Regions from separate parts of the Homo sapiens genome. Here all the other regions are linked to region 1. The links are chromatin loops, found by intact Hi-C in ENCODE. Cell type or tissue: PC-9. All regions are shown on one strand.

Region 1 (5,000 bases):
GCCTGTCCACCCCTGCTCTGTCTTTTATTTGCAGAGGAATGGGGAGGCAGGTAGGGAGTAGAGGATAGGAGTTGAGAAAGTAAAAACTTGATTCTCTAGAGCTTGGTCCTCCCATTTCAGACAGGCCAGAGGAGAGGGTCCTTGCCAGCCCCTGCTCCCCTCTGACTCAGGAGTGCTAAATTCCGGGGAACATATTTACTATGCTGTTGGGCTGGCCTTTGCCTGGCATGGGTTCTGGCTCAGTGGTTTCAGACACAAACACTCAGGATCAGCTTGGTAGCCTGGGACAGGGGTGCTTCCTGAGCCCCCCAGCACCTCTCCCTACCCCCTCCTCATGGAATCAGGAGCCCATGTCCTCTGGAGGAGCTCCTCCACTTGTGACTTCCACTCAGACCCTGGCCTGCCTGGGACCGAGCAGGGCCTCAGGGGTCCACCCTGGTCTCCTGAAGCCTTTCCGGTGTCAGAACAACTCACCTACAACTGCACTCCTCAGCAGGTCTCAGGCAAGGAGGCAAACTAAAGAAATCACAGAAATCACTTGCTTTTAGGCTTCTTTAACTTGGCGTAATGGAGGGCGACCCTCTAGAAGTTGGGGGGCTGTCACTTCCCACCTCCCTGGGGGATGTGGGGAGGTGGGGACAGAGGACCCTCAGCAGGGCCCAGTGGCCCTCAGATCTGCTGCCCACTTTGCAGTCATCTCTGATGCCTCCTCCTTGCTCTCCTGCCCTTGGGGTGGCCAGGAGGAGGGGGCTTGCTCTGTGCTTTACTCCCCCCTCACTTTGAACCTCCACAGTGCTGGAGCACGTCATCAAGCTAAAGCAGCAGGGGCTGGCCAACCTCCTGAGCTCCATTCCCGACTGCAAGGGAGGTGGGCTTTGGAAAGGAGGGTGGGAGTCGGGTTCACAAGGTGCCTGCTTGAAAGCAGAGCCAAGTGGCATTACGAAAAAGGGGCTGGCCAAGGGGAGATACCGTCAACCCAAGGCCCCAGAGAGAAGGAAGTGATGGGGGAAAGGAGGAATTGCAGGGTGTGGGGTCCACAGAGAGGAAGACAGGAGAGAAAAGATGGAGGGCGGTTGGCAGGGAGGGAAGGGAGTGTCAGAACCAACTCCTGGTCAAAGCAAGTGAGGGTCAAACTTAGGTTGTGTGAGATGTTGCTGGGAAAAAAATCTGTGGTGGTGGTGGGGTGTGTGTATGTGCACATGCATGCATAGGATCCTGTGTCCAGATACACACACACACACACACGCACACATACACACACACCCAGGGGGAGCTACAGGGTAGGCCTGTGCCAGAAACTGCTGCATTCTTCTCAACCCTAAAGCCAAGGCTGTCTTTGCAAAATGCTTTCTCATTACTTGCAGGCACATTTTCCTCTACTGCACTCGGCTCTTGTTTCTATGCGCTGCTGCAGTCAAGGCTCTTTCTCCCTCCTCCCTCAAGCAGCTATACATACACAAAACACCTGCATTTTATTAATGCTGCCTGGAGCTGGGGCGGGATGGAGCCCCCTCTGCTCTCACCGCACCCCCTCCTCCTCAGCCATGCTCAGCGAAGCAAAACGCAGGGGTTAACCCTGTGTAGCTGGGTTTTTGTCCCAGAGACGTAGTCCCCACGAGGGGTACAGAAAAGTGCAGAAGAGGGGTCCTGTCCCCAGGACAGTTGGACAGACATTGTGGGAACCCCCGCACTGCCCTGGCACCACACATGCCTGGCCCCGAGCTTTTGGCCGAATTCTTGTTTGGCCCCAAAACTTTTCTCTCGAGGAGATGAGGATACCATTCTGTCTTGAAAGGAATCCTTGCGAAGCTGTAAGAGAAACTCCGAAAGGATGGCCCTGTAAACATCTCATCTCTCTGCCTTTAGGAGCCATTGGGACTAAACAATTCCAGAAAAATAGCTGCTTTTCTTTAAAAAAATATTTTAAATTAGAAAAAGCACAAAGAATGTAAAAGTGGACCGTAATCTCATCAACCTGGCAGCTTTGTTAACTTTGTTTTTAAACGCAATACATACACATTAGAAAGCATAACACGAAAATTTAATTTCTCTCCCCTCAAGTTACAGTTGCTCCTGTCAAAGGTAATGACTATTAAGAGTTTCTTGTGTGTTCTTTCCTTCCAGGGAAATAACTTGGGCATACAGTGACATCTTCTTTTTTTAATTAAAAATAAGTCTGGAATTCTTGTCATATCAGCACATGGAGATCGCCTCTATTCTTTGCTTTTTTTTTTTTTTTTTCTTGAGACAGAGTCTCACTCTTGTCACCCAGGCTGGAGGTCAATGGCGCTCTCTCTGCTCATGGCAACCTCCGTCTCCAGGGTTCAAGTGATTCTCCTGCCTCAGCCTCCCCAGTAGCTGGGACTACAGGCGCCTGCCACCATACCCGGCTAATTTTTTGTATTTTTAGTAAAAACGGGGTTTCATCATGTTGGCCAGGCTCGTCTCAAACGCCTGACCTCAGGTGATTCACCCGCTCGGCCTCCCAGAGTGCTGGGATTACAGGCATGAGCCACCGCACCTGGCCCTCCTTCATTCTTTTTAATGGTTGTGTGGGAATTCACGGTATGGCTGTACCATAGTTTATTTCAGCAGTGTCCTAGTGAGGGACCACAGGCCACTCCCAGTGACTAAGTCTTGCAGACATTGCTGCTATGAGGATCCTTAGACATATGCCTGGAGCCGTATGTGTGTGAGGATAACAGCAGAATTCCTGCCAGTGCAATTGCCGAGTCAAAGGATATGTGCATGCAATGTTTGGTCTCCTCTTTTTTGAAAAGGGCTGTTTCTTTTCCTGCCCTTCTCTATTTTTTTTTCTACCAGGCAAACTCCTACTTACCCATCAGAATCCAGCTCCAATTTCATCTCTGTGAAGCCTTCTCTGGTTGCTCTGGGAACCAACCAGCTCCTTCTTCCATGCTTCCTTGGTCCCTCTTACCAAGTCTTACTGTAGCCCAACGTTCTTTTTTGTTGTTGTTGAGATGGAGTCTCGCTCTGTCGCCCAGGCTGGAGTGCAGTGGCGAGATCTCGGCTCACTGCAAGCTCCGCCTCCCAGGTTCACGCCATTCTCCTGCCTCAGCCTCCCGAGTAGCTGGGACTACAGGCGCCCGCCACCACGCCCGGCTAATTTTTTTGTATTTTTAATAGAGACGGGGTTTCACTGCGTTAGCCGGGATGGTCTCGATCTCCTGACCTTGTGATCCACCCATCTCGGCCTCCCGCCCAACTTTTTTTAGGTGTTTCTTCTCCATATGAAATCATGATGTGAGGACATCGACATGCCTTCTTCTGGGGGCACAATGCTTTTGTCTTTAAAGTTTTCTTTGTGCAGTTCCACTTCTGGATATAGTATTGAAAGGAGGGACAGATATTTGTACCCCCAAGTCCACGGCAGCATTATCCACAATAGCCAAAAGGCGGAAACAACCAAGTGTCCATCACAGATGAATGGATGAACAAAACGTGCTACATGCACACACACACACACACACGCACGCATGCACCTGCACACGCACACACACACATGCACCTGCACATGCACACACAATGGAATAGTATTCAGCCTTCAAGAGGAATGAAATTTTGACACATGCTACAACATGGATGAAACTTGAGGACATTGTGCTAAGTGAAACAAGCCCGTCACACAAGAACCCTGCGTGACTCCACGTATGCAAGGTACTTAGAGTAGTCAAAATCATAAAGATGAAAAGGAGAATGGTAGTTGCCAGGGGCTGTGAGGAGGGGAAAGAGGAGTCAGTGTTTAATGGGCACAGAGTTTCAGTTTGGAAAGATGAAAAAGTTCTGGAGAGAGATGACGGGGAAGCTTATACAACGATGTGAATGTACTTAATGCCACTGAATTGTACACTTAAACATGGGTAAAATGGTAGCTTTTACGTTAGGTATATTTTACCAGGATAAAAAGTTTTTTGTGTTTGAAAATATACCCTCTAATAGACTCAGAGTTGCTGACAGGCCCTCTCCATGGGTTGATGTAACCGTCTCCTTACCTCAAGACGAGGTTGACCCATCCAAGATTGGAGGGAACTTATCCTATTTTCAGATTATTTCCAGGGAAGGGAGCCCATGACATTATTAGGCAATCTTTTCCAGTGTCTCAAAACCCCAGACATTCTGGGTACCAGACCTTTCCTGCTGCACCTGAAGTTGATTTTCCTTGGTCAGTAAGTGCTTTGTCAGGCCACAGACTTTTCATGCACTCAAAGGCTCTAGTTACACCATCCCTAGCGTAGATCTGATGGTGCCAAGTAACAAGCCAGCAAGTGGACTTTGGAGGCCCAGCAAGCCTCCCTGTCTCACAGGCTTCTCATCAGTATAATGGATAAACAGTGCGAGGCTTGGATTCCTAAGCAGTCCTGGGACACAGGCCCCGCCAGGCCCTGGCAGGTGAAGAGCCTACCATTTCTCACTTCATTTAGGATGTATAATAGTTTGTTGGACGCTAGAACTGTACCCTTTCAGATCTGTGTCTTTACTTTTCAGCTGGAGGCCTCTTGCTGACAGGGTAGCGTTTCCCAAAGACACGGGAGCTGAGCTGGTGAGTCATTTCAACAGCCCTTACACTCTCCTCTGACCAGAGACCACATGACATATTAATCAGCTGCTTGAAAGGTATACCTGGCAGGCATGTTTCCTGCAGCCTGGAAGATGCTGACCTCGTCAGCTTTGAAACATCAAAGGGCTAACAAGAGAACAACAGGCTGAGAAAGACCTCATCACCTGGGTGCCTGTTGACCGCAGCCTTGTAAGGCCCAACACAGCTGAGATGTGCTGTCTGGAGCTCGGAGGAAGTGGAGCTTTTTCTGCTGTGAGGACCCGCCTTCAGCCCCCTTTTGGGGCACAGGAAGGGGAGGGAGTGAGCCTAAATTGTGGCCCCATGCTTAGTGACTCAGATGTTACTGCTACCACAAAGGGAAATTCATGTGGGGGTGGACATCTCCAGAGACCTCACTCACCTGTGATTTGGGGGATAATAG
Region 2 (5,000 bases), 220 kb after region 1:
AGAGGCCTGCTGTTTGCTTTGCTTAATCTGGTGTTAAAATCTCTGCTCCTTTGTCAGAAAACACTATTTGCAATTGTAAAAAAAAATATTTACCAAGGAACTTGGATAGCATAAGTCAAAGGCTAAGAGCCAAAGGTCGTAGTTCTCACCCCAAATTTCGTGGACCTGAGAGTCCCCGCTGTGGAGCTCAGCTGCACCAAACAAACATGCCGCTTTGTGAGTCCATTAAGAAGCAGACATTTTAGAAGGGGAAGGAAAGGGAAGGCTGCAGCCTGTTCCTTAGTTAGAAGCATGAACTCTCCAGCCTGCCCTGCATATTCCCTGCTAGGTCTTTGCACTGCATTGTGTCTCCATGGGGAAATTACAGGGACTGCCCTGTTTCATAAACCTGGGAAAAATATTTAACTTATAAATCCTTCAGGGCAGGACTTCTCCCATGGACAGCAGTGACAATATGCTCCTCTAGGGTCAGGCCAGATATTCACCTAAGCATCTCTGTGGTTGGGGTCTCCTGCCCCACAGCAGAGGACAGATGTATATCCTGAGCACTTCTGTGCAGATCCTTCCTCATCCACAAAGCAGTTTTGTACATCTGACATTGTGGGCTGACTCTTCTAACAGTGCTGGAATTTACCCCTTCATGTTAATTGCTTTCTGGAAAGACCTGTAATCGGGTGCCTTTCCTAACCACTGGCGTATCTAGCATCTGAGAATGAATCACCATTGTAGATCAGTGAGTTCCAGGATGTGGCCTCAGGGTGCTATACCCTAAGCAAGAACTCAGCTCCTTCTAAGTCCTGGGCTCACGTCACAAGGTGCAGGTCCTAAAGGTCTGGTCCCCAGCAGGAAGACCATGTCAGGACAGGACAGGAAAAGGAAACAAGATAACCAGAAGGAGTCAGGGAAGTAGGGCTCATGGAGCCATGACATTGTGCCCCAGAGGCTGCCAACCCAGATGGTTCTTTAGCTTGTTAAGCAAGAAGGCTCTGGGGCAGCACTGGCTCCTCACCTCCACACTGGTGTCAGAATCATTGCCCACTTCATGCCATAGGATCTGCAAAGAGGAATGGGGTGGTAGCAATTCCGAGCTTTCTTGGTTTGATCCTCATGTTTTGATTGTCTCATTCTGTTAGGAAATTCTGTAGGTCTCCTTCGGCCCTACCTCAATCTTCTCTGTCAAATTCTTGCCACAACTGCCGCTCTCTTGCTCTCACTAGGGTAAATATCACTGGCCAATGCATCTTGGTTTTTGATTCTGTCTGGAGCTAGCTTCTATCAGAACCATAGCACTAATTACCACTAGCAATGGGCAGCACTGAGCATAAGCTTAAAGAAATGGCTTAATCCAAGGATCTTACCTTGAAGAACCAGGCCTTCCTCCTTGATGGTGTAGACAAATGAGGTGAAGGGAGCCAGAGGGGACTTGGCAATAAGAATCTGCACATAAAGCACATTTTTCTAGGGTTAGTCAAAGGATCAGGGATGGGCCTCTATTCACTCCCCTTCCCACTTTGAGACAAAGTGGTAACATAGGACTGTAAGTCACAAGGCTTATTTAAAAAAAAAAAAACCATTTTATAACCCAATGTTTAAATGAGTGTTATCCTTTCAAAGTGGTCACCTTAAAAGGCTGTATGCTTATTCCAACTATTCTGTCATCAAATGCCATATTCTTGAATCAATTCTTCTAGAAATAAGTCTCATTATTTTATAACACATGCTTAAATAGCTACCTTTCTGCCCAAAAATAAACCTAGCTTGATTCTCTAATTTTATTTATAAACTTAGCTGTTTTACTAAAAAAATTCAAAGCTACCTTTAAAAGATTTACTATCACTGCAAATATTCAAAATAACTTGCGAAAGGCAAAGCAATTGAAGGTTTCTTTGTTGGCCCTGGTCCTTCACCAAACCCTCTACTACGTGACTACATTTTCTATTACTTAAGGTGTAGAGCATTTCCCATGGCCCTTGATTGTGGGTTTGGGCATATGACTTGCCAGGTGGCATGACATAGGTTGTGCCAGTTCCCAGCCGAGGCCTCAAAAAGCCTCAAGTATTTCTAGTTGTTCTCTTAACGTTTGTGCCATTGTCAGAGAAAAATATGTCCATGCTAGTCTGCTATCTCAGAAGAAGGGCAATAGATACCTGAAACAGAGTTGGCCAGGAAGGCTCAGGCTAAAGAGTTGACCCCTAGAGACCCACAGATACACAAGTTAAATATCACTGTGTGCCTCTGAGATTTTGGTAGTGGAGTCATGAAGCATTAGTGCGTGCAGCAAGAGTTAACTGATATACCAGCCAAAATATCAAAAAATGTTTTCAGCAATGGCATTTTCCTAAGACAACACTTATTTTAAAGGAGATGGTTATTTGATCATTTAAAAAAATCAGTATCATTAAGCCATTATCACATCTCATATGGTTCTACAGAACCTCTAATAATTAGTAGATTATTTTATTATAGTATTTCTACTGAAGAAGATTAATTATCAGTTTCCTGTTTTACACATTAAAACATTATCAGAAACAAAGACAGTTTGAACACTGAACCGTGTAGGTAATCAGGGAGGCAAGAGAGAAGGAAGAAACAATTTCAAATGATCAAAAGGCTTATATATAATATCTTGGCCTATCTTAATTCAACAAATATTTGCTGTCAACTATGAGAAGTGGTGGGAAAATGTGATGAAAAGATCACAGGTTTTAGTCATAGGCTTGGAATCTAGCTCTTCCACTGATTGGCTAGGAGCCTATGGCAGAGCCTACAATTTTCCTCTAGCAGCCATTCCCCTTCTTCCCTTTAGTAAATAACTCCCCAAGTTTCCACATTTCTCTGCTTCTTTTGCAAGTAGGTGTGGCTATGTGACCAAGCTTTGACTAGCAGAATGTGAGTACAAATGATAGGTAGAAATTCTGGATTATGTTTTCATAAGAAAACTGCGTGCCCTCCACTTTCTCTTTCGCTCTTCCCAAGGCAGGAACCAGATCCAAGCAAATGGGTGTGGACAACACTCTGGGGATGACAAGGCAGCATGAGAGAGGGAAGCTGGGTGGCTTCAGAGAGCATCAGTGTCTCCCACTCGGGGTCACCAGTCCTCTCAGGGCAGAGCCACTTGGCTCAACCACTGTATTTTGACATCTTTGATGCTACAGTGCAGCCTGAATTCTAACCAAAACTGTGACTCTGGACAACCTAAACTTGTTAAGTCTCAGTTTCCCCACCTGTAAAATGGTGATAAAAACACCTTCCTAAGTGGCATTATTATGAGGATTAAATTAAGTATACAAAATACCTGTCACTGTGTCAAACACAAAATAAGTTCACAATAAATAATAGGAACATTTCCAACTAACCCATCACATATGGTTCCCTTAACCCTCACTCACCAAATAACAATATACTTGGCTCCTACCAGAAGAAAGTCTCCAGTTGAGTTGCAGTAATTTTTACAAATGTTCTAAAGTTATTTAGATACACTAATTCATCATTCTCAGAACCAATGAGAAGAAAGTATAGGTGGGAATTTACACTTTCATGTCAAAAATATCTCATTTGAAAATTAAGGTAGATTGCTTTCTGCCTGAGACAGTTCGGAGATGGTTCAATGTGAATTTATTTATTTATTTATTTATTTATTTATTTATTTATTTATTTTTTTTTTTTTTGAGACAGAGTCTAGCTCTGTCACCCAGGCTGGAGTGCAGTGGCGCAATCTCGGCTCACTGCAAGCTCCACCTCCTGGGTTCACACCATTCTCCTGCCTCAGCCTCCTGAGTAGCTGGGACTACAGGCACCCACCACCACACCCAGCTAATTTTTTATATTTTTAGTGGAGACGGGGTTTTACTGTGTTAGCCAGGATGGTCTCAATCTCCTGACCTCGTGATCCGCCTGCCCTGGCCTCCCAAAGTGCTGGGATTACAGGTGTGAGCCACCACGCCTGGCCCGGTTCAATGTGAATTTTAAGGATATCCCTTAGAAGGGGAATGGCATGGTAGAAGAAAAAACAGTGGTTCTCGATTTTAATGTGGGTTTGCATCACCTATGGGTCCTGTTGACCTACATATTCTGATTCTTTAGGTTTTGAGTGGAGCCTGAGAGAGTCTGCATTTCTAACAGGCTCCCAAGAGACGATGATGCTGTGGTTCATAGACTACATTTTGAGTAGCCAGGTTCTAGGCAATTAGCCTGATTGAAGAGTCTAAGATGGAGAAGCAAGAGATGGGAGATGTGGGGCCAGTTAGGAAGCAACTCCAATAATTCAGTGATGAGATGATAAGGGCCTAAACTATAGCTGTGCCAGAAAGAGTGGTAAAAAAGGAAATGGATAAGATAAACGTAAATCCTTTAGATCAAATAGCAGTAAAAATAAACTAAACATATAAAAAAATCTCAGATCTTTGTTGTCTGTATGTAGCAACTAGACATGAAACCAAAAGGGTGTAAATAGCAATAAATAAAGTATCATGCTATATTTTTAAAAATATTACCCTTTTTATTTTATGCACTGCAGAAACTGAGACCCAGAAAAAAAGAATGTAATATTTCAATGAGACACAAGAATGGCATCTGAGCCTAAGCCTTCCAACTCTGTGGTGCTAACTCCACCTTCTAATAGCCAGTCTATGAGCAAGCCCTGAACCCCAGCCAAAAGGATCTCACACCTGGAGGGACCTCTCTGCCGGAAATCAAAGAGTTCGGACAGGTCACTGATTAATGCACTGTCCTTCTGGAGCAGGATTTATAATGAGTCATCAAAAGGATGATCTGTGTGCAGTCAGAAAAAAGGAAGTGATAAGTTATGTCAGATGAATTCCATTTCCTTTCTTTGGAAAAGAACTTCCAGAGTGATAGATCAGAGGGCTAGCACCAATAAAAAATATCTGATTTCAGCAAAAAATGTGACAAACTCTCTTGATAGCCTTCTGGATAAAGTGAAGATAAGTTGAGCTGGGTGCTAATACCATTAAGTGGACTTGTGAGTGACCAAAAGGTCA
Region 3 (5,000 bases), 440 kb after region 1:
ATAACCCTCAGCTCTACTCTCCTTTTTTCTTCTGTTAGACCCCAGACCCTCAGGTATCTGGTTTAAGCAGTCATTGAGATGTAGGTATGAGGCCCTCAGTGAATTAATGCCGGTTGTCCTGGGGCTGTGAGCAGGCCAGGGCAACACCCATAGGCCTGTTCCCAGGGGATTTAGGGGAAGATTTTACCTATTTTGGATATGCTTCTTTTTCTCCTTAAAACAATAATAGCACTACCATTGTGTTGTTCATTTTGGAAACACAAATCCAAAGAATTCTATAATATTTGAAAACATCTACTTAAAGGAATTGATGAAATTGTGATTGTTTCCCTTAAAAGTAAACTGTATAGCTTGATATCTCAGGCATTATAGTAAGAAAATTAAGCTTCTTGACTCAGAAACAAATATAGAAACAAGCCATGACTCATTTTTACCATCATTCTATTCCAGAAACTTAAAAGCATAGCCTGCATAGTGAAGATCCACATAAAAATGCAGGCACATTTGCTGCAGTGCTAAGAGCAGAAGATATCAATTAATTAGAGAAGTGTAAAAATAAAGACAGGACGAATGAGGGGGACTGGTAGGGAGACAGGAAGAAGGAGTGACAAACAACAGCAAAAATATCTTAAATAAATAATTCAGAATGGATGCTAAATACAAAAGTGGGAGCCAAGCCAGACTAAAGTTCAGATGCATCTAGGGTTACTTTGTGCAACACATTTATTCACTAAAGCGCCAAAGCAGCTATTAGAGGAAACAATAAAGAGGCCCTCTCCCCTGGAAATTTGAGTCCTGCTTTGGAATTTTTATGACATTTCTTCCTTAACAAACAAGAAGGTCTCACCACCTTCCCCTGGCTTCAAAGCCTCACTATGGCGGTGGCCTGAGATTAATATCCTTGGTCTGATTTATATATGTTGTTTGAGGTATTTTCAAAAGTCATGTAGTTTATGAAAGAATTGCAGCTCTAGCAGGCAAACAAATAAACAAGACCCCCATATCTCTAACCTACAGGATTGCCCTGATTACCATGACTCACTTGGTCATTTCAACAATGCCCTTTCATGTCACCAGGGCTGTGTGTGCAAAATTAGGACACTACCTGGACCTCCAGCTAAACACTAAAAAATACTCTAGGATTCCCAGTCGGAAAGTGGTGAGGGTGTGATGTAAGTATGTGTGTAAAACTATAGTCCAGTTGGTTTTTGTTTTATATAACAAGTGGGTTCCTGAAAAGTCAAGATTTAAGTACTTTTTTTTGTAGATTAAAACATTTACAATTCACATCAGAAGCTCACTATTTAATGAAATCCGATTGTGGTTCCAGTTACAAAGAACGCTTTTGTAATTAAAATACAACCTTTTTGTTTGATCGATTTTATACATTCAGACTTGGTTTTACAGGAGTTTCTTAATGTAGGGTATACTTAGAGTATTATTACTAGTTGGTAAGTATTGTTTTGTTTTAATGCTATTCTTTTCTTTTTCAGCAAAAATCCAAAGAAGTATTTCCGCAGCCCAAGTTCATACTCTTCACAACATGAAAGACAGAACTTGCTCTGCTTTATTTAGCTTAGTGTGTCCTGTGGCATGTGAGGCATCCAGGGTAGCAGACACCAGCAAATTGCTAGGAAGAAACTGAGAGGCAATGACCCACCGACTGCACGGCAGTATTTCCAAACCGGTGACAGAGCTGAACCAGGATCAGACTGCTCTTTAAAAACACCTGTTCTGTAAACCTGAGTTAGTGAGGGCAGCATCTTCCAACTGACTCAGCCCAGCCACTGCTGCCCCTCTGCCAGAGGGCCTGGTGCCATTCGGGCAAGGACTCAGGTGCCTTACCCCCAGACCCTTCATGACCCACTGCCACACAAAGGCGAGGGTGCCAGCACCAATGGGCACATCCATCCCAATCTGCCATTTCAAAGCAGCTGCCTGCAGGCTGTGTCCGCCCTCTGCTAGCAGAGTGCAATGGGGCAGAGAAATTAAAATCCAGGGGAGCTGGGGAAAAAAGAAAGATGGAAATCTTAAAGACAGTATCTTGGAAGCATACGTTTTAGAATCACTGCAGCCAGTTCCCTGTCAAGAAAATATTGGCCTTGTTGGTTGGTCCAATCTCATGTAGCCACAGATGGTTTTATGCCTCACTATTCAGATACCCACTCCCCAGAGTAGTGAGAAACAAAGGATGTGGTGCTTTGTGGTGTAGTTATTCTGCCACCTAGTGTTACATGTAAAAACAAACAAATAAATTAAAAAAAAAAGGCTATGTTAGAAGAGTAAAAGTAGAATCATGAACTTCACTAAACTGCATTTTTTTTTTCTTTCCAAACATGAAGATCCTTCACATACAGTGGCAGCCTGGGGAGGCATTGCCAACAATTACAACAGCCCTTCTCATTTGAATTGAATGGAAGGCCAAAGAGCATGAGGTCTGAAGTTTAGGATGTGAAGGAGAAAAGAACATAACCTCAAAAACCCAATTTTAATGATATTTAAAAGGCCTATTCCCTCCAGGTAAGGTAAATACCATGAATACAATAATACAAACTGGAACTGGACAAGGAAAGTACAGTTTCTGTCCTGAAGAAGAGAGGAAAGAGTAAACAGAAAAAATGTGGATTGCTTTTTAAAGTATTATTACTTCTGCAACTAACGCATTATGAAGTAATAAAATGAGCTATGGGCTTGGGGTGAAGGTCTGAGTGTGAGTCCCAATTCAGTAGCTTCCTCGCTGTGCTGGTGAGTTGTGCAATATCTCTGAGCTTCGATTTGGTGTTCTGGAAAACAGCTGTACACTTACACACACATTCTTCCTCCTTTTACAACACTGTCCTGAGGATCAATTAGAAATGTACATGAAGGCATTTTGTAACTATAAAGCGCTTTGCAGCACCCTGAAGACCATTTCCCTCACTATATTGTTCTCTTTTTGCAGTTATGTCTGCCATTTATATGTATATGGCTTTCTGTATTTAACTTGTCCTGGAGTGCTAGTGATCATTCTTAAATAAGTGCTTTCAGGATTAAAAGAAGTATTAAATAGGAAAATGTGCAAGTATGTCATGCAACATATAAAAAATCCCCCAAATAGACTAATAAAGAATTAGCATTACAGTTTAAAATTAGATTATTCCAAGTGTTTCTCCTTAAAATTATGTTCCGTTGAGAATGATAAGCCATCTTGGTTAGTTGTTTCTACTAAAATTAGTATATTCATGAAAGTTCTTAAAATTACAGGGAATCTGAACTGAACTTTCCTTCTTGTGGGCAGAGCCTTCCATTGTGATAAACCAGGCATCAGGAAATAGTTTTTCATTTCCGTTCCTGCACTAACTAGCTATGTAACTTTAAGCAATTTCAGTTTCCAAATGGGCAAAAAGTAAGAGGTAAACAAAATAACCATGCCTTCCAGTTCTATGATGACAAGTTGTTGTTCTGCTTTTGATAGCAAAATTTAAAGACAATTCAAAATCCGTGATAGACTAGCTATAATGTAATTTTCAGAAATGTCCTACAAGTTACATACATTTTTTTTTTCAAGCTGAAGTTTTATTTAAAATGTAAAAGAAATGTTCCCCCAAAATGCTGGTGAATAAAGCAAAAGGATACCATACAGTGCTCTCTTCCTACGAGTTAGCCAGCCTATCCAAGCACAGGGCAATATACAGTACTTAATGCTGGTAGAATTTCACAGTAGTTTAGTGTTAAAGATTATCTGTGCCTAGATTATGAAGAGATTCTCAGTGTGTGATGTTTAGTTCAGGGTTTACTTCTTACTGGGCATGAACAAGAGCCCCTGCTCTTCAGTCACAGGATAGAAAAGACAGCATTAAGTGAGATGGCCACTGTAGCATGGGTGTGTTTGTGTCCTTTATCAGAACTTAGAGCTGCTCAGAAACCACTGCGGGCTAAAACAAACAGGCTACAAGAAAGTGCGTACCCAGCCACCTACCTGGCCTTTCAAAATTGCAAAGAAAGACTTTACTTCCACTTAGCTCTGAAAACACCCTTTGCTCTTTTTAGTAATATTTTTAACAATGCCAAGAAAAGAACTCTATTTATCCAGATTTCCTCTCTCCTTAGAAATGTCAACATTACTCAGGAGTATAGCAAAAAACAGCCTGGAGTTTTCATGATGTGAACGTGAGACCAAAGTCACACTGAGGAGAGATTAAACTTGGAACATGATTGCCAGTAAAGAAGATAACTCCTGCCTAGAAAAAGCCCAGCTGGTGACTTCCGTTACAGAATTCACAACCACACTGGGTTCACAAGCCCTTCTTCCCACATGGAAGCCCCCTTTTCTTAAATGTCCCAGATTCTCTCTCCTTTAGATTGATGCCAGTGCCTCTTCTCATAAAAGTGCTCAGCTTTGCTCCATCTCCCTGGTTTGTACAAACCCTGGCATATTTTGGCCTGGAAGATTTAGCCCTTTTCTTTCCCCTGTCTACTGGAACTTCTATCCTTTTTTGTCAAAAAGATTTTTTTTTTTCAAGGCTTTCCAATAATCTGCTGGAGGCCACAGAGACAGATCTAATCATGGTTCTCATCAATCTTTCTCCCATGGCCAAACAGAGCCAGGAGGCTTCATGGAATGGTGCTGAATTCTTTTTTCTCCCTCAAGACGTACTTCTGTCCAGGGAGTTAGGGCCCACTGTGTGTTCCTGGGAGCTAACATTTCCTGGGGAGTGTTTAGGGATTTCACATTTACCCTAAACAAAATAACATATAAAACTTTAAGTCTAAATTCCACAGAGCTTTTTAAAAGGAGGGGCCTTGTCTCTCCTTGGCTTACAGCAGCCCTGAAGGCTTGTTGTATCTCATTCATTTTGGCCATTTTCCAGAGCAGCTGACAAACTGAAAATAAGCACACTGCTGTCTCCCCTCCTTCACTCCCCGCACTACCTTCCCCGGCTCCTGACAACCACCACTCCTCACACCCACAGATCCATGAGGGTCAGGCCCATTCTCAGAATAATGTGGAGGTGAACCCT
Region 4 (5,000 bases), 110 kb after region 1:
AGATCTTAGGGCCCTTGCTTGACTGGGCCTGGGCTGGAGACGTGGAGGCATCTGCCACACTGAGTCTCTGCTGCAGCCGACGGTGGGGGCACAATGCCCGTGAACCCCATGACCATTTTCTCTCTTCTATTTTCTTTCCTGGACACTCTGACAGTGGGGCAGCCAGCCTCCTTGGAAAGAACATGGGTGGGGAACAGAAACTGGGGTTGTAAGGTATGCCCCACGCACCAGGCTCAGCTCTCTCCAGGCTGATTTGGGAGCTGCCGGTGTGTTTAGGAAACATGCAAATGGGCTGCCAGGTAAAATATAGACCACCCAACACAATCTGGATTTCAGACAAGCAAGGAATCATTTTTCGGTATACATATGGCTCAAATATTTTATAAAACACACTTATACTAAAAAAAGTATTCATTGTTCATCTTAAATTTAAATTTAAATGAGTGTTTTCTATGTTTATTTGCAACATCTGGCACTCTATCCTCAAACACAAACACCCAGCCTGCCTCCCAGGACTTGGTCAAAGAGAAGCTCAGGCTGCTGCTATGCCTTTGATCTGGTGCACCTACGTTACATTCTGTGCTCCAGGAATAAAAGAAATCTCTGAGCTCCCTCAATTCACTGTCTGAGAAGTTAAGAAGTCCCTCCTCTGGATCTCCATGGGTAGTAATGGAGGGGAGGGAGAGAGGAGTTTGGTGATTTGAAAGCAGCTGGACAAAGGACTTGAAACAGAATACTAGGTGCTTCTGGGAGGCCCCTAGAAGCAGAAGTGACTTGACTGTAGACTCTTGAATTTTCAAGGTGAGGCCATGTGTGCAAAGGAAAATTGGTGGTGTCGTCACCAACATGGAGAGTCAAGAGAGCTGAATCTGGCATCAGTGACTGCCAGGAGACCCTTCTGGGCCCTACTGTGTGTCCTACCTCTTTACTCTGCACAGAACCATGGAAGGGGCCAGAGAAGAGGCTACTAAGGGTGGATGGGTAAGGCCAAGCAACTTATCCAGGTCCACACAGTGAGCTAGAAGGAAAGCAAGCCTATGACCCAGCCCCCTGAACCCTTGATATTTCCAGAGAGCTAGGTCTTGGGAAGGTCGAATGACACACCCATTAGCTATCCCTTGAGCATGCTTTCCTCCTTTGTCTTGTCACCTCTCTGTCTGCCACGTGTTGGAAGGCACATGGATCTGGGCAGGGTACCTGAGTCCAGACCACTTTCCCTGAAATTCCCTTCTGGATTTTGGGCTTCACCTTCCTGTGATCTATTCCTTCCAACTTGGTCTCCTTTATATCATTATAAGGGCCCTTTGCCTGTGAGTCAATATATCCTTCAAGGAGAGAGGCTATCCAAAGACATTCAGGACCTGGGGCTCAGGTGTGAAGTGTTGTCTGTTGTCTCTTTGCTTTATACTAATTGCATAGGAAGTCATGTGTGAGGTGGGCCGGCAGATTCTGAAACCTCCATGAAAGCTGCCATGTCATATCATCCATGGCGGGGAAATTACTTTCTTTCTCCTTTTTTTGTTTTTGTTTTTTTGAGATGGAGTTTCCCTCTTGTTGCCCAAGCTGGAGTGCAATGGTGCAATCTCCGTTCACTACAACCTCCACCTCCCGGGTTCAAGCGATTCTCTTGCCTCAGCCTCCCGAGTAGCTGGGATTACAGGTGCATGCCACCACGCCCAGCCAATAGAAAAGGGGTTTCACCATGTTAGCCAGGTTGGTCTCGAACTCCTGACCTCAAGTGATCTGCCCACCTCAGCCTCCCAAAGTGCTGATATTACAGGCATGAGCCACCGCGCCCAGCCATTACGTTCTTTATCTTTGCTTTTCTTTGCTTTCACTTCTGTTAGCAACGAGTTTCAACAGCCATTGCCACATAGTGTTGCATAGGCAGCAACGTGTTCGACAATGTGCTGTTGACAAGCACATACCACAGAATCAGGAAGACCAGTAAGTATTTCAGGAATTTGCCTGATGGAAATGACTCAAGTCTGGGGCCAGCATGAAATCCTATAAAGCAGTAAGGACACCCACCATTCTCCCTGATTTGAACCTACCCTTGAGGACATGTCTGACTCCATTCATTCACTTAATAAGTACTTATTGAGCATGTACACCACGGCAGGTAGGATTCTAAGTGCCGGGGACACAACTTTGAGAAAATAGACCAAGTCCCTGCCTTTAACTGTGTGTGTGTGTGTGTGTGATGAGAGAGGTGATAAACACAAATGTATCTGGTAACAATAAGTGCTATATAGAAAAATAAAGCAGGGGCTGGGCGCGCTGGGAGGCCGTGGTAGGCGGATCATGAGGTCCAGAGTGGGATCCAGGCTCAGTTGTGAGGAAGGTCTGAAGTGAAGGGAGCATGTTGAACCCTGGCTCATGGCTTGTGATTGAGAACACCATGCAGTGACCAGCCTAGGATTCCATTTTTTTTTTTTTTACATAAAATCAGATGAATAATGAGTAAAAGCACATGAATAATTTTACATTTGACTGTGGAAGCATCTAAACTAAAGGAGGGAGAGAGGGTTGTTCTTGGTTATTCCTTTTTGAGGCTGGGCCTTCATCTTCAAAACCTTCATCTTCAAAATGATTAAAATTGTAGACAAGGCCACAGGATGAGAAGGGTCCAGTGGCTTGGCTCTAGTTATCCTAGGGAGGGGCAGTTCCTTGGGTGTCCATGAACTCAGAACGTGCAAACCTAGTATTGCCTCCCAACTCTCTCCCGGACCCATGTGTCTCCTTTTGAGTTACAGTAATAATGGAGAACAACTGGGCCCTCTGTTTTTAGGCTAAAGGTCAAGACCAGAAAAGACTTGGAACCAAACTGGAAATTCTGCTTCCTTCCCCATAACTCCCTGTCAGCTTGTAAGCACCTTCTGTTCATCCAAGTTTTGGAGAAGACATTGGTCTTGTGTTCTGACAGACCCTGGCCTCCCAAGCTTGCTTTCCAGGGAATCTCAGCAAACCACAAACGGAATGCCCCTGTTGGTTCCGCTTTCATCTACCATTTTTTTCCTAAATAAAACACAATGAAATATTTTATCTTGATCTTGAAATACTTGCACACCAGGACCTGCTGTAGAAGATCCCAAGGTAACAGAAAGTTCATCAAAGAGCACAGACTCTGAGTCAAGAGGTGGAGCACCCAAGCTAGGTTCACCTCTGACCCCTTCCTTACTAACATCATGCCCCTGCGTGAGTCCAAACCATTTCTTGCCTCCAGTGCAGCCAAATGACAGAGGTCAGAAGGGTACCACTGATCTGATTGTTAAGAGGCAAAGATGACTCATACCCTAGAAGCTCTAAAGTACCAAGGCCTGGGTCCATCCCTAAGACTGTTTCCCTGCATTCCCCAGGGCTGGCATGCCTGGATGCTTTAGCATCTCCATCTGGAAACAAGACTCATTCCTCACTAAGTGCCATGGAAAGGCTGCAAAGACACTTTCCCTAGAACAAGGGTTTTAAGCTTTATGCATCCTCAACCTTCTAGTGGGGGCTTTACTTCTCATTCCCCAAAGCCTCAAGGTCCTCTGGGTTGGGGGTGGCAGGCAGGTCTGCAATGGTAACAATCCTAATCACGAAAAGGAGGAAGGTGTCCCCTGTGCTTATTTTTCTCCATTTGCCTTCTCCCTTCATGTTCATTCTCTTCCCTTTGGTGCCCTGCTCTGTGACCCCTGGGGCTGAGTGCTAGGAGCTGAATCACCAGCTTCCTTTGCCTCTAGCTTCCTTTTGTGTCCGGCAAATGTGAGGTACAGGCAGGAGGCTGGAGGTCAGGAGGGTGTCTCTTCCCCTGCTCCCTCTTTGCTCTGGTGCTTGGCTATGGCAGGGACTGTGGCCCTTGGGACCACTGCTCTCACCAGGTGGCCACCTCTATGCTGCCAAGACTCACCAGGCCCCAGTCACACTATTTCCTTTCTTTGCTCCTTTGGCTGAGGGCTGGTATCATCTTCCCACTATTGCTAGTTCCTGGGTGCCTCAACATTCCTGTTGCTGCCCTGAACCCTGCCCGTCCATCTATAAGTTGTGCCTTCACTACATTCTTCTTAGTCAAATCCTTTTGAAAAGAACTCTGTTTCTTGCTGGGACCCTGATTAATATATCTTTCTATATGTATTTCAAAATAAAAACTACCCTAAACGGTAAGGTAAGTATGAGGCTTTCTGACACTGACTCTTTTGAAGCTATGTTGGTGTCCAGAGGATGAACTTGGCTGCCAACTGGGGCATGAGCCTGGGTGCAGGGACTGCTGCTCCTGAAGCTTCTAGAATGAACAGGTCAGGGGCCCTGGGAGTTGCTGAGCCTTCCTCATTGGGAGAATCCCCATTCACCATGGGTGTGTGGCGTTGGGGAGGGAGAGGGGAGGAGATGGAATTATTTCACAATCTACCATGCCGCAAGGCTCTGGGATTCAACGGTCCATTTCAATTTTTCAAATGGGGCCTAAGACCCAGGGAAGAGGCCACAGAGCCCATTTCAGTCCAAATCAGCCAGACCCCAAACCTTTACAGATTCTCATCCTGGGGAAAATAAAATCTGGTGACTGCCAGAGAAATGAGGGGCAGGGGGAGCAGGGAGCAGGGAGGGAGCTTGTCATGTAAGCCTTGGCATCAGACAGCATTTGATTTCTGGCCCTACCATTTAGAAGCTATGAGAACTTGGGAAAGTCACCTAACCCCTCAGAGACTCGAGTCCCTCACTTTCCAGTTGGGAATAAATAAACTCCATATCCTCTAGGATTGTCGAGTCAGTATCTTTGACAGAAAACCCTGGCTGAGAAGCTCCCACTGAGGAGCACCATCTGAAGGGCTTGGCACAATGCCTGGCCTGCAAAAGGCATGCAGGAAATGGTACTTGGTATTATCTAAGTCCATCTCCATGGCTTCCCACTAGAGAAAAAGTCATTGTGGAGAACATACTTGGATGTATGAAGGCAATCAGAAAACCAGTCAATGGCGTGCTTTCCTCTTCTCTAACCTCAGAGTGGATTTGGATGAGAA
Region 5 (5,000 bases), 540 kb after region 1:
ACACTGTTAAGATAATGAATAGACAAACCAAATATTGGGAGAAAATTTTTACAAAACACCTATCTGATAAAGGACTTGCATCCACAGGACTCTTAAAACAGCAATAAGAAAACAAACAATCTGATTTTAAAAATGAGTAAAAGATCTGAACAGACACTTCTTCAAAGAAGTAACACAGATACCACTACACACCTGCAGATCCTCCTCAACTTACAGTGGGGTTATGACTCAATAAGTTCTTTGTAAATTGAAAACTCATAAGTCAAAAATAAATGTAATATACCTAACCTACAGAACATCATATCTTACTTGGCTTAGCCTATCTTAAACATGCTCAGAACACTTCCATTAGCCTACAGTTGGACAAAATCATCTAATGCAAAGCCTATGTTATAATAAAGTGCCAAATAACTCATACAATTTATTGAAGAGTACACTGCACAGTACTGATTGTTTACCCTTTGACCACATGGCTGACTGGGACTTGGGGCTTACTGTTACTGCACAGTATCACGAGAGAGTATCGTAACACATATCACTAGCCCAGGAAAAGATCAACATTCAAAATTTAAAGTATAGTTTCTACTGCATGCATATTGCTTTCACACCATTGAAAAATCAAAAAAGTGTAAGTCAAACCATTGTAAGTTGGGGAACATCTGTATCAGAATGACTAAAATCCAAAGCAATGACATCGCCAAATGCTGGCAAGGATGTGAAGCAACAGGAACTCTCATTCATTGCTGGTGAGAAAGCAAAATGGTACAGACAGTTTGGCAGTTTCTTACAAAGCTGAACATACAGCAATCCTATAATCTAGTGATTCCACTCCTAGGTATTTGCCCAATAAAAAAGAAAGCATACCTCTTTTCAAAAATTTGTAGTCAAATGTTCATAGTAGATTTATTTGTAATAGCCATAAACTAGAAAGAACCCAAAATATCCATCAACAGATGAATGGATAAGCAAATGTAGTATATACATACAGTGGAAAACTACTTTGCAGGAAAAAGTAATGAAGTACTGATACATGCAACAACATGGATGAATCTCAAAATAAATTGGAGTAAAAAAGCAAGACCAAAATGAGTTTATACTGTATGATCCATTAATAAGGAACTCTAGAAAATGTAATATAATCTATTGTGACAAAAACAGATCAGTGTTTTGCTTATGAGGGTAAGGTAAGGAAGGGTAAGAGACATGGATTGCAAAGGTCATGTAGAAACATTTAAGGATAAAAGACATGTTAATTATCTTGAGTGTGGTGATGATCTAATGGGTATGTAAATATGTTAAAACATCAAATTGGACTAAATATGTGCTGTTTATTGGATGTCAGTTATAACTCAATAAAGCTCTTTTTTTTTTTTTAATTTCCCTTGCTTTATCTTTTTTGGTTCCATGTTTCACTCTCACAATAATTCCTTCCAGCTGTGTTGTAATCTCCTTCCGTAAGAGTTGTTTAAAATATAAAGAACAACTTCTTCATTTACCATTATATAAAAATATTTATTGAAAACCTAATGTATATAAGCCAATGAAGTGGGCACTTGAAGGGGATACAATTGGGCATTATAGAGATAGATATCAGATTACAAGGGATAAATAATACAGATGGTGATGAAATCTAGTGACAGATGCAGTTTACTAGAGTATAAAAAGGCTCAGGGAATGATTAAACAGTAAAGCAATTATTAGGTCCATGAAGAGCTCTTGCCAGAAAGTTTTTGGAAATGGCCAGGTTAATGTGTCAGAATTTCAAGCAGAATATAGAAGTTCCCATAGACAGGTCCTTACAGGTAAATTATTTTATATGTTCTCATTTATTAAACTGAAATACATTAAATCTCAATGTGAGGATATGAGCATAGAACTAATTTTTAAAAGTAGATTCCAGGACACATGTATTCATAGTATGTCTTCTGTAAGAAAAGTACAGAAACACATAGTCCCAGTGTCATCCAATTCAACTATTTCTCGTAGGTTTATAGATCTCAGTTGATGTTTTTAAAATACATCAACTTTGGCACTCTCCCCTCAAAGGCCAGGAATCTCTGGCTGTTATGCCTCAAGTGGAATAAGACTCCCGGAGAAATTCTTTTGCCACCACAACTATTTCAGTGTGGTTCTAAGTGGCGAGTCTCAATGCTTGCCAAATTCCTCTGGTCTGATCCCATCTGGATGAACCCAAAATACAGCAAAATAGGACCTTCTATTTCCTGGTCATATTTGATTATCCAATATCCCTCCAGAATCATGCCTGCTTTTTATCTTTAAGCAATCATTGGCCTAAGGCTCTTAATCTAATCTAAGACATTGTGTACAAATAGGCACAAGGAACACCCCCTCCCAACACTGCTATACTTTCACCTTTACTGAAAAAACAATTTAAAAAAAACCCTAAGAGTGTTCACAGCTTTTACTTATGTAGCCATAATTATGGGCCAAATTATATGAGCCTCAAAGTCCCCTGACAATTAATGGTTTCATATGAAGGATCCACTACGTGTTAGGTACATAGTGCCTCTTTCTAATTGCACTTAACTTCCGTTTAAAACCTAAGCCAGGGTCCTCTAATAGAGAAGCAAAATTCTGTCTAGTTCCTTAAGGTCCTTCCCTCTAATTCAAACTCAAGGCATTCCAGTAAGCCAACAACACCCAAGCAATTTGAGAGGCCCTTAAATGAAATTCCCCTGAGTCACCTCCTGCGACGATTCTAAACTTTTTTGTGGGGGAGGGGGCCGTGGGGGGGAAACAGAGTCTCAGTCTGTTGCCCAGGCTGGAGTGCAGTGGCGCCATCTTGGTTCGAGCAATTCTCCTGCCTCAGCCTCCTGAGTAGCTGGGACTACAGGTGCACGTCATCATATCCACTAATTTTTTGTATTTTTAGTAGAGATGGGGTTTCACCACGTTGCCCAAGCTGGTCTCAAACTCCTGAGCTCAGGCATTCCGCCCACCAAGGCCTCCCAAAGCGCTAGGATTATAGGCATGTGCCACCACGCCCAGCCTAAACTTTCTTTTCTTGCTCTGGCCTTTGCTAAATCCATCTTAGCTTTTGTTTCCTAACTCATTCCACCTCCCCACACTACTAGTTAAATAATGTAGTCCTTATTCCTTTTAACAACAGTCCTGGGCCCCTTTATATTGAACATAACTTCTACCTATACTCAGACCAAGTACGTATAATTTCACACTGAAGCTGTTCATCACATAGTTCAGTAAGTTTCAGAAAAACACTAAAAATCCAAAGTTTCTAAAAATGTAAACATAATATTCTACATAGACTATATATTCTAGATTTATCTAATAGTGTTTAGCCAGATGAAAAGCAGGGGCCAAACCCAAGTACTCTCCAAATGTCTTCTTTGGGTGAGTTCAACTTGTACAAAAGTTCTTGGATAGGATGCAGATGCACTGCAGCTAAGTACAGAGGAAAGCCATAAAGAAAAGGGAAATGTATGAATCACAATCAAGATATAAATAACTTTCAGTAATTCATTTCCAGACAATTCACTCAATTCACATATTAATACTGACTTCAAGAAAATACTACTGAACAAGAGAGGCTCAGAATACCCAATAATGAAATACCTATTTTAAGTTATTATTTACACATATCACATTTTTCTGTGAACAGCAGATTTTTATAATAACTTATTAAACATAATATGTGTAACAGGTACTTTAATGTAGGTTATATAATTTAATACCCACAATAACCATAAAGTATTCTTGTTACTTTTGCCATATAACAGAGGAAAAAACAAGTCCCCAAAAGCTTTGGTTCCTTGCCTAATGTACCCCGCCCGTAGGTGGCAGAACAAGATATTCAAACCCAGATCTATCCAGCTCCAAAGCCTGTGCCCTTTCCAGTAGGATGCAGTCTCTGATGGAGTTCTCACTAGTGCTTTGGAAAATTCCTGACACATGGAGCACAGGTGTTATAATGGAAAACCACTAGACAATGGGTCAGAAGACTTGTCAGCCTGGCTGTGGCATGTGTGTGACCTTGGTCTAATCATGTTCCTTCTGCAGGCTTTTTCTCATCTATTAATATAAAATAGGGAGTTTGGATAGTTAATATTTAATGGCTTTTCCAGCTCTAATGTTTTACCATACTGATTCTATGAATTGTAGACAATGCAAAAGCATGTAATAAGGAAATGAGTAATAAAAAGGTTAACTGGGTATTTGAAACAATATAGCCAAGCAAGTCAAAGATTGAGGAAATTATACAGGCAGAAATGGAAAAAAATGGCTTTGTAGTGTTATCTTCCCAATATGAATAAAAAAGACTTTATATAGTATACAAAAAGGTAAACAAGATCCCATCAAAAAAAGAATTTTAGCAAACAAATTCATCTGTTTGAAGTTAAAATCAATTAACATTTTAATTATTTTAAATAAAACACAAAATACAGACATGAGAAAACATAGACAAACCCCAATACAGATATGCTTTGAGGTTTTTTTGTTTACTAGCTTCTGAAGAGGATATGGAGTTCCTTTTATATAAACAGAAATGTGGGTTGGCACTGCCAGGTATAGGGCAAGATAGTTAACGAAGTTTCCAGAAAGAGCAGCAGAGAACAACTCATTGTATCTCAAAAAGCTCTACTCATCAACAAAAGACAATGCTCTACTACAAAAGACAATGACTGTGTGAGATTTTAATCTTGTTTTGCTTTCCATATTAAGGCCACAAAGTCAGTCTGTGCAAGCGCAATAACTTAAAACCTTCATAGTACATGGTGTTCCCCTATATTGAGCCAAGATTCTTCAATCAGGCTTCCTGAGATTCTTCCTTGATTTTCTAAAATGATGACAACCAAGTGCCTCTTTGCTCAGCCGCCCTCACTAAGAGCCAATATGAGACATATGCAGACAAGCTCTGTGGGGAAACAACACAGGCCAGGGGTGAAAGTACACCTAAGCTAGTTCTCCAACAGCTGGGGCTAGACAGACAGCAAATGACCAAGAGCTCTCTGGGCCTTAGG
Region 6 (5,000 bases), 61 kb after region 1:
TCTTTTAGTTCATGACTAGCATGTTAGAAGGGACCAAACCTGGTCATAGGGACAGGAGGCTTGGCCTCCAGGCTCGCCTCTGCCCTGTCTTTCTGAATGGCTCTGGACAAGTTCCTTCATTTGCAAAGTTAGACTGTTGGTCTATGGTGGATTAGCTTTAATACTCAAGTATTAGAGTATTGGTGAAATGTAACAATATGTGAAATGTGAAAATTATAAAGTATGATTAAAAATAAATATCTTAGGACGTATGTATGCTTTTTGCAGCTGGGGAATGTAAGTCCGACCCTGGGATTTATAACAAACTACCACAGAAGGAGGACTCCTGGGCTCCCAGTCAGGCCTCAAACAGGCATCACAAAACGATAAAGCTATTTGCTTCTGAATCCAACCCTCCCAAGCCAGTTCCTCCTTCACCTGCCCTGGATGGAAGGGCAGCAATTTCCCTTCAAGATGCTGAGGGTATGAAAGCTTTGTTCGCAAGCTGGGGTATGAACACCTCCTTTTTAAGAATAAACGTTAAGACCAAGCACACACTTTTCAGAGCTGCTAACGCCCACATTTTGTGTCTAGCTTTGGGTTTCCAAGACCCAATGTGAAATGCAGTGCTTTCTCTACCTTTAAAGAAGAAAATGGGAAAGAGAGGTGGGTTTTGGGGTTCTTATTTTGCAAACCCCCTGGAGACAATGCAAAAACTCCTCCTCTGCAGCAGCAGGTAAACACCTGAGCTGGGAAGGAAAGCTACCTGGTAGTCCCAATGAATGCCAGCAAGACAAGGGCAGGGAAGAGGCGGGGCAGCTTCTCTGTCAGCTGAAGGCTTACTTTTGTTTGAACAATGTCCCAACCTCAGGAGGGAGGGACAAAACCAAGAATGGTGTGATTTCCCCTGGGGGCCACTGCTAAAATGAAGTTGGGCATCGTGTGGGGCTGGAAGCTGTGGCTGCAGGAAGCCAGGGGTGATGGCCTTCCTGCAGCCGTCTCTCGAGCCCCGAACTTGCGGGAAGAAAGGACTGCCCCCTTCCAACCCGTTCGGGTTGGTTTGCGCTGGAACGCCACGCTTTTCAAAGTGTCTGAGTGATAGGTACTTTCTAAATATGTACAGCGATGGCCTGATAAGCAACTAAGCGTCTGGCTTCGCGGGTTCATGCCCGAGGCTGTGCGGTCGGGGGAGGCTGGGGGCTCAGCCGAAACCTCAGCTCCTCCTTACAGGCCTGGTTTGGAAACGGGCTGTACACTGCTGGGGGCCCCACTTTCCAATGTTTACTTCTGAGATTGGAAGAAGAAGACAAGAAACACCTCCTCACCCCCTACCCTCTGCCTCCACGCCCGCGACTCAGCCCAGGTGACCCAAACGGCAGAGTCAACTTGGCGCAACCGGAGCGTCCCCATCGCGCCGGCCACCCCCAGCCCCCTTCGCCCCTCGCTTGGCCCCACAATGCGCCGTTGTGCCGCGCCTGCCGTCAGGCCGGGGATTTGGAGCAGGGATGGGGGGAATATTCGTCAGATATTTAAAACAGAGCCGAGAGAACAAAGCAGGCCTTTGTGCAGCAGGGCGGCCCGGGAGCTGGGAGCCGCCGGCCCCCAAGCACTGTGCTGGGCCAGGAGAGTGCGCATGCGCGCGGCGACCTGTGCGCTCGGGTTCTGTGCCGGCTTTTACCCCAGGTAAGCGGGGCGCTGCGTTAACCCCTTCCCATCCCGCGCCCCGGGGCGGCCCGAGGCAGAAGCTGGCTCTAGTCTGCTGGCTGCTGCATGTTTAGCCGAAAAAAGAAATAGTCATCTTCCATGTTTCTATAGGACACACAGCTCAAGATAAAATGATACACCACTTGAGAACCCAAATTTTCAATGACTGGAAAGACTGGGACACTTGGGTCATGTAAAAACCAAGACATTTGGAAGATGCGCCATCTTCGGATGCTAGAAGATGGAAACTTTTGATAGGCGTGGGCTTCTTCCGCCTTGTTTATGCTGGGTGAACGGCTCTTTCATTTTTCTGTTCACTGTCACTTGGAATTTGGAAGACATACTGGTTGTCGTCAAGGGCCTGGCTTTTGTTTTGGGTTGTGGGCTGACTGGATGGTGTTTATTTAAAAAAAAATAACTGAATAGCTAAATACAAGTGAAGTGTGCATGGTACAAAGATGACATTGTGTCATGAACCAAGAAATGTATAATTAATGAAATTTTATGCAGAAGAAAGAAAGAAGAGGAAATTAGTAGCTATTTAAATACATTGTGTTGTTGGGGAAGGAGATAAGGTTTCTGAAGTAGGGTAGACTAGGAGTGAGTTGGGGGGAGGTGGCATGTGCAAAGTACCCCAGTTCTGCTTTATATGGACAGTGATTGCACCCCATAGGTAATGGGGACTGGCAGACAGAGGCTGTGGGAAGCCAACGGCAGGCTTAGAAGTGAGTTATTGTGCTTGAATTATTCAGATGGGTGAGAAAGGCAGTCCCAACCAGATGATTTCACAGCCTTCCAAACGCGGCTCCTGGAGCATGTCCAGTGAGGTTAGATGGATCTCCCCCATCAGACAAGTCAGGGGGAGTGCAAGGACTCAAAGGAGGTCTCGTGACTTGTATGCTAGGAGTCTGCAGTAGCCCACCCTGCTCCAACTGTGGACACACATCTGAGGAATTTATGGCTTTCTTTTTCCTTCATAGCTGAATAACCTGGTGGTCACAAGAAAGCAAAGGGATTTTTATGTGACATCATCTTGGCAAGAAGCTCCCTTACCAACCTTGACCTCCAGGTCTCCATGGCAACTGCTGCTGGGACATCATTGGCACCAGATTGTGTCCCTTAAAGGCCACACTGCAGCAAGGGCAGATAAACAATTTCATGGCAACAGTCACGTAGCAATCTCATTCTTAAATGTGGGCTGGTTAGTTAGGATGATGTAAGTGGTTTTTTCCACTCTCTTCCGCATTCTGACTCCAGAATTCTGGGCCTAGGACATAGTCAAAGAATGTACCTTGGGGTATGAGGTAAGAAAACAGGCTGGGGTGGGACTTGAAGAAGTACCTTCTTCTAGACACAGGGACAGATTCTTTTTCCTTTCCCAGTTGAGAGTTCATTTTCTGTCTCGGTTCAACAAAGGCATGTTATCTTTATATAAAGGAAGCTGTAATAGACAGTCTCCAAGATGGCAGCCTTTAGTTCTTTCCCTCCTCAGATTCATGAGCTGCTTCTCACCTCTTAAATCTGGTCTACCTATAGTGACTTGCTTGACCAACAGAATATGCTAGGAGCAACATTCTGGAACTTCCAAGGCTTGGTTGTAAGAAGCTTTGCAATATCTGCCTGGATCTCTTAGAACCTTCAATATGGGACACTTGCTCTAGAAATCAGCCACCATCCTGTGAGAAGTCCAAGCCACAGAGTGAGGCCAGAAATAGTTGCTGCAGTCAAGAGCCCCAGCTGAGCTCTCAGCCAACATTCAGCATCACTGCCAGCCATGTGAGTGAGTGATGGTGACCTTGGATGTCCAGCTCAGTAGAACCTTCAGATGATTTCAGCCCTAGCCGTTCCAACTGCAAGACATCCTGAGTGAGCTGAGCCCAGTCAACAGAGATGTGAGAGATAAAAATGCATTGTTTTGAGACACTAAGTTTTAGAGTGTCTGTTGTGTAGCAGTAGGTAGTTCAAGAGGAATGAAATGCTAGATGGGGTATGGAAGATAGGAGAGGACCTCCTGATAGCTCAGCTACTTTGAAAGGCTTTATTTATCAGGATTTTTTGCCCCTGCATCCCACCAACACCATCCCTGCTTTCTGAGCTGTGCCTGGCACACTGCACCACACAAACCTTGCACTGCTCACTAACTGTGCCATGTATATAAGCCTCCTCAGCCCGATGGTGGACACCTTGAAGATAGGGACCTATATGATTTGATTCCTACCCTCCTTAGCACTGACAGATTTGTCAAGCTGTTCCAGTGGATAAATACGGGGGATAACTGCTGGAACAGCATCTTGAGGTGTTTATATGGCTTGGCTTCTGATCTTTGACATTTGATAACTGATGAACATGCTATTTGGGCCCACCCAGGAGCCAGCCACACCATGGGGGAGTCTGAACCTCACCCACACTGTGGCCACTCAGGGGAAGGAGACCAGGGCCAAGAACGCAGTTGCTAACCTCCTGCTTAGATTTGCTTCTTGCGGGGCAGCCCTGGAAACCCAAAGAAGAGCTAAAACTGTGTGGATGAGAGAAAACCTTCAGAACCCATTCATAGAGATACCAGGAGCAGCTGAGAACCCATTGTAGGAAGGACACATGTTCAAGACCTCCCCCATCTGCCCATCTAGGGACATGGATGTTTAACATGCTAGGGTCAGAAGTGGGAACATAGGTCAGCTTGAGTAGAACCTGGTGCCTGTGCAGGAACCCTGCCTTCTGTGGGCCCAGCTACTCGGGAGGCCAAAGAGGGAGGATGGCTTGGGTCTGGGAGGTCGAGGCTGCAGTGAGCTATGTTTGCACCACTGCACTACAGCCTGGGCAACAGAGTGAGACCCTGTTTCATAAAAAATAAATAAAAATAGAAAGCCTGGCGAGCCCAGTGTCTACTCAGAGCTTAGGAGAGAGGGAGGAGAAAAGCAGGATGAGGGCAGCTTGGGAGGCGGTCCTTCATTCTGCCAATAAACATTATTTTGTGAATCAGGCCTGGCTTGAGGCACAGCGTATGCAGAAAAGTTCAAGGGAGACAGAGTCCCTGCTCTCAGGTAAAATGCCTGGAGGAGTTGTAGCTCCGATACACATCTCACGACATGGGCAGAGCTTGGCTGACCATGGGTGTAGGGGAGCTATGGCCTTCCCTCCTCATTATATCCCAGTCTTCCAACTTTGTGAAAGACCTGGAATTCCCATGCTATAAGGTGGTATGAGTGTGGGCACTAGGGCTGGGACTAGTCCAGGTCCCAGCTCCACCACTTATTGGCTGTGTGACCTCGTGCAAGCTACTTAAACTCTCTGAACCTTTAGCATCTTATCAGTAAAAA

What was found. A loop is a pair of places that touch in the nucleus more often than their neighbours do. Peaks named below come from ENCODE experiments on the same cell type or tissue, not always from the same donor. Only the 100,000 strongest peaks of a DNase experiment are listed, where the experiment ranks them.
Region 2: it touches region 1 in a loop (9-fold over the local background); 9 of 110 quality-filtered maps call a loop at or near these places.
Region 3: it touches region 1 in a loop (6-fold over the local background); 21 of 110 quality-filtered maps call a loop at or near these places.
Region 4: it touches region 1 in a loop (7-fold over the local background); 7 of 110 quality-filtered maps call a loop at or near these places.
Region 5: a loop joins it to region 1, with 12 times the contacts of the local background. A loop is called at or near these places in 3 of 110 quality-filtered maps.
Region 6: a loop joins it to region 1, with 9 times the contacts of the local background. A loop is called at or near these places in 10 of 110 quality-filtered maps.

What each region holds. Positions count from the first base shown.
Region 1 is chr14:68,685,515-68,690,514 of GRCh38, reverse strand. No RefSeq gene overlaps it. Among named protein-coding and RNA genes, the nearest start is that of RAD51B-AS1, 2.6 kb to the right of the region's middle. RefSeq lists an enhancer at 4,738-4,787. In PC-9, no CTCF peak of the experiment used is centred here; DNase peaks (open chromatin) are centred at 2,594 and 4,624; H3K4me3 peaks cover 428 bases; H3K27ac peaks cover 3,780 bases.
Region 2 is chr14:68,464,609-68,469,608 of GRCh38, reverse strand. It overlaps RAD51B (RAD51 paralog B), which reads right to left. Exons shown (of 11, transcript NM_133510.4): 10 at 1,359-1,437. Among named protein-coding and RNA genes, the nearest start is that of RAD51B-AS1, 220 kb to the left of the region's middle. In PC-9, no CTCF peak of the experiment used is centred here; DNase peaks (open chromatin) are centred at 8, 728, 2,808 and 4,668; H3K4me3 peaks cover 1,093 bases; H3K27ac peaks cover 5,000 bases.
Region 3 is chr14:68,245,802-68,250,801 of GRCh38, reverse strand. The region is part of intron 7 of RAD51B (RAD51 paralog B); the gene reads right to left. Among named protein-coding and RNA genes, the nearest start is that of RAD51B, 430 kb to the right of the region's middle. In PC-9, CTCF peaks have their summits at 1,982 and 2,185 (motif pointing left); DNase peaks (open chromatin) are centred at 781 and 2,181; H3K27ac peaks cover 3,085 bases.
Region 4 is chr14:68,574,946-68,579,945 of GRCh38, reverse strand. It overlaps a transcript of RAD51B not described here. Among named protein-coding and RNA genes, the nearest start is that of RAD51B-AS1, 110 kb to the left of the region's middle. RefSeq lists an enhancer at 3,373-3,542. In PC-9, a CTCF peak has its summit at 2,151; DNase peaks (open chromatin) are centred at 1,915, 3,125 and 3,685; H3K4me3 peaks cover 1,175 bases; H3K27ac peaks cover 4,172 bases.
Region 5 is chr14:68,144,179-68,149,178 of GRCh38, reverse strand. The region is part of intron 7 of RAD51B (RAD51 paralog B); the gene reads right to left. All of the region lies in intron 2 of LOC105370546 (a long non-coding RNA gene), which reads left to right. Among named protein-coding and RNA genes, the nearest start is that of RAD51B, 330 kb to the right of the region's middle. In PC-9, no CTCF peak of the experiment used is centred here; DNase peaks (open chromatin) are centred at 2,178 and 2,648; H3K27ac peaks cover 2,705 bases.
Region 6 is chr14:68,625,014-68,630,013 of GRCh38, reverse strand. LOC100996664 (a long non-coding RNA gene) reads left to right here and starts at 1,227. Exons shown (of 2, transcript NR_135816.1): 1 at 1,227-1,662; 2 at 2,664-4,487. It also overlaps a transcript of RAD51B not described here. RefSeq lists a silencer at 1,519-1,568. In PC-9, a CTCF peak has its summit at 2,161; DNase peaks (open chromatin) are centred at 863, 923, 1,523, 2,843 and 1 weaker place; H3K4me3 peaks cover 2,553 bases; H3K27ac peaks cover 3,716 bases.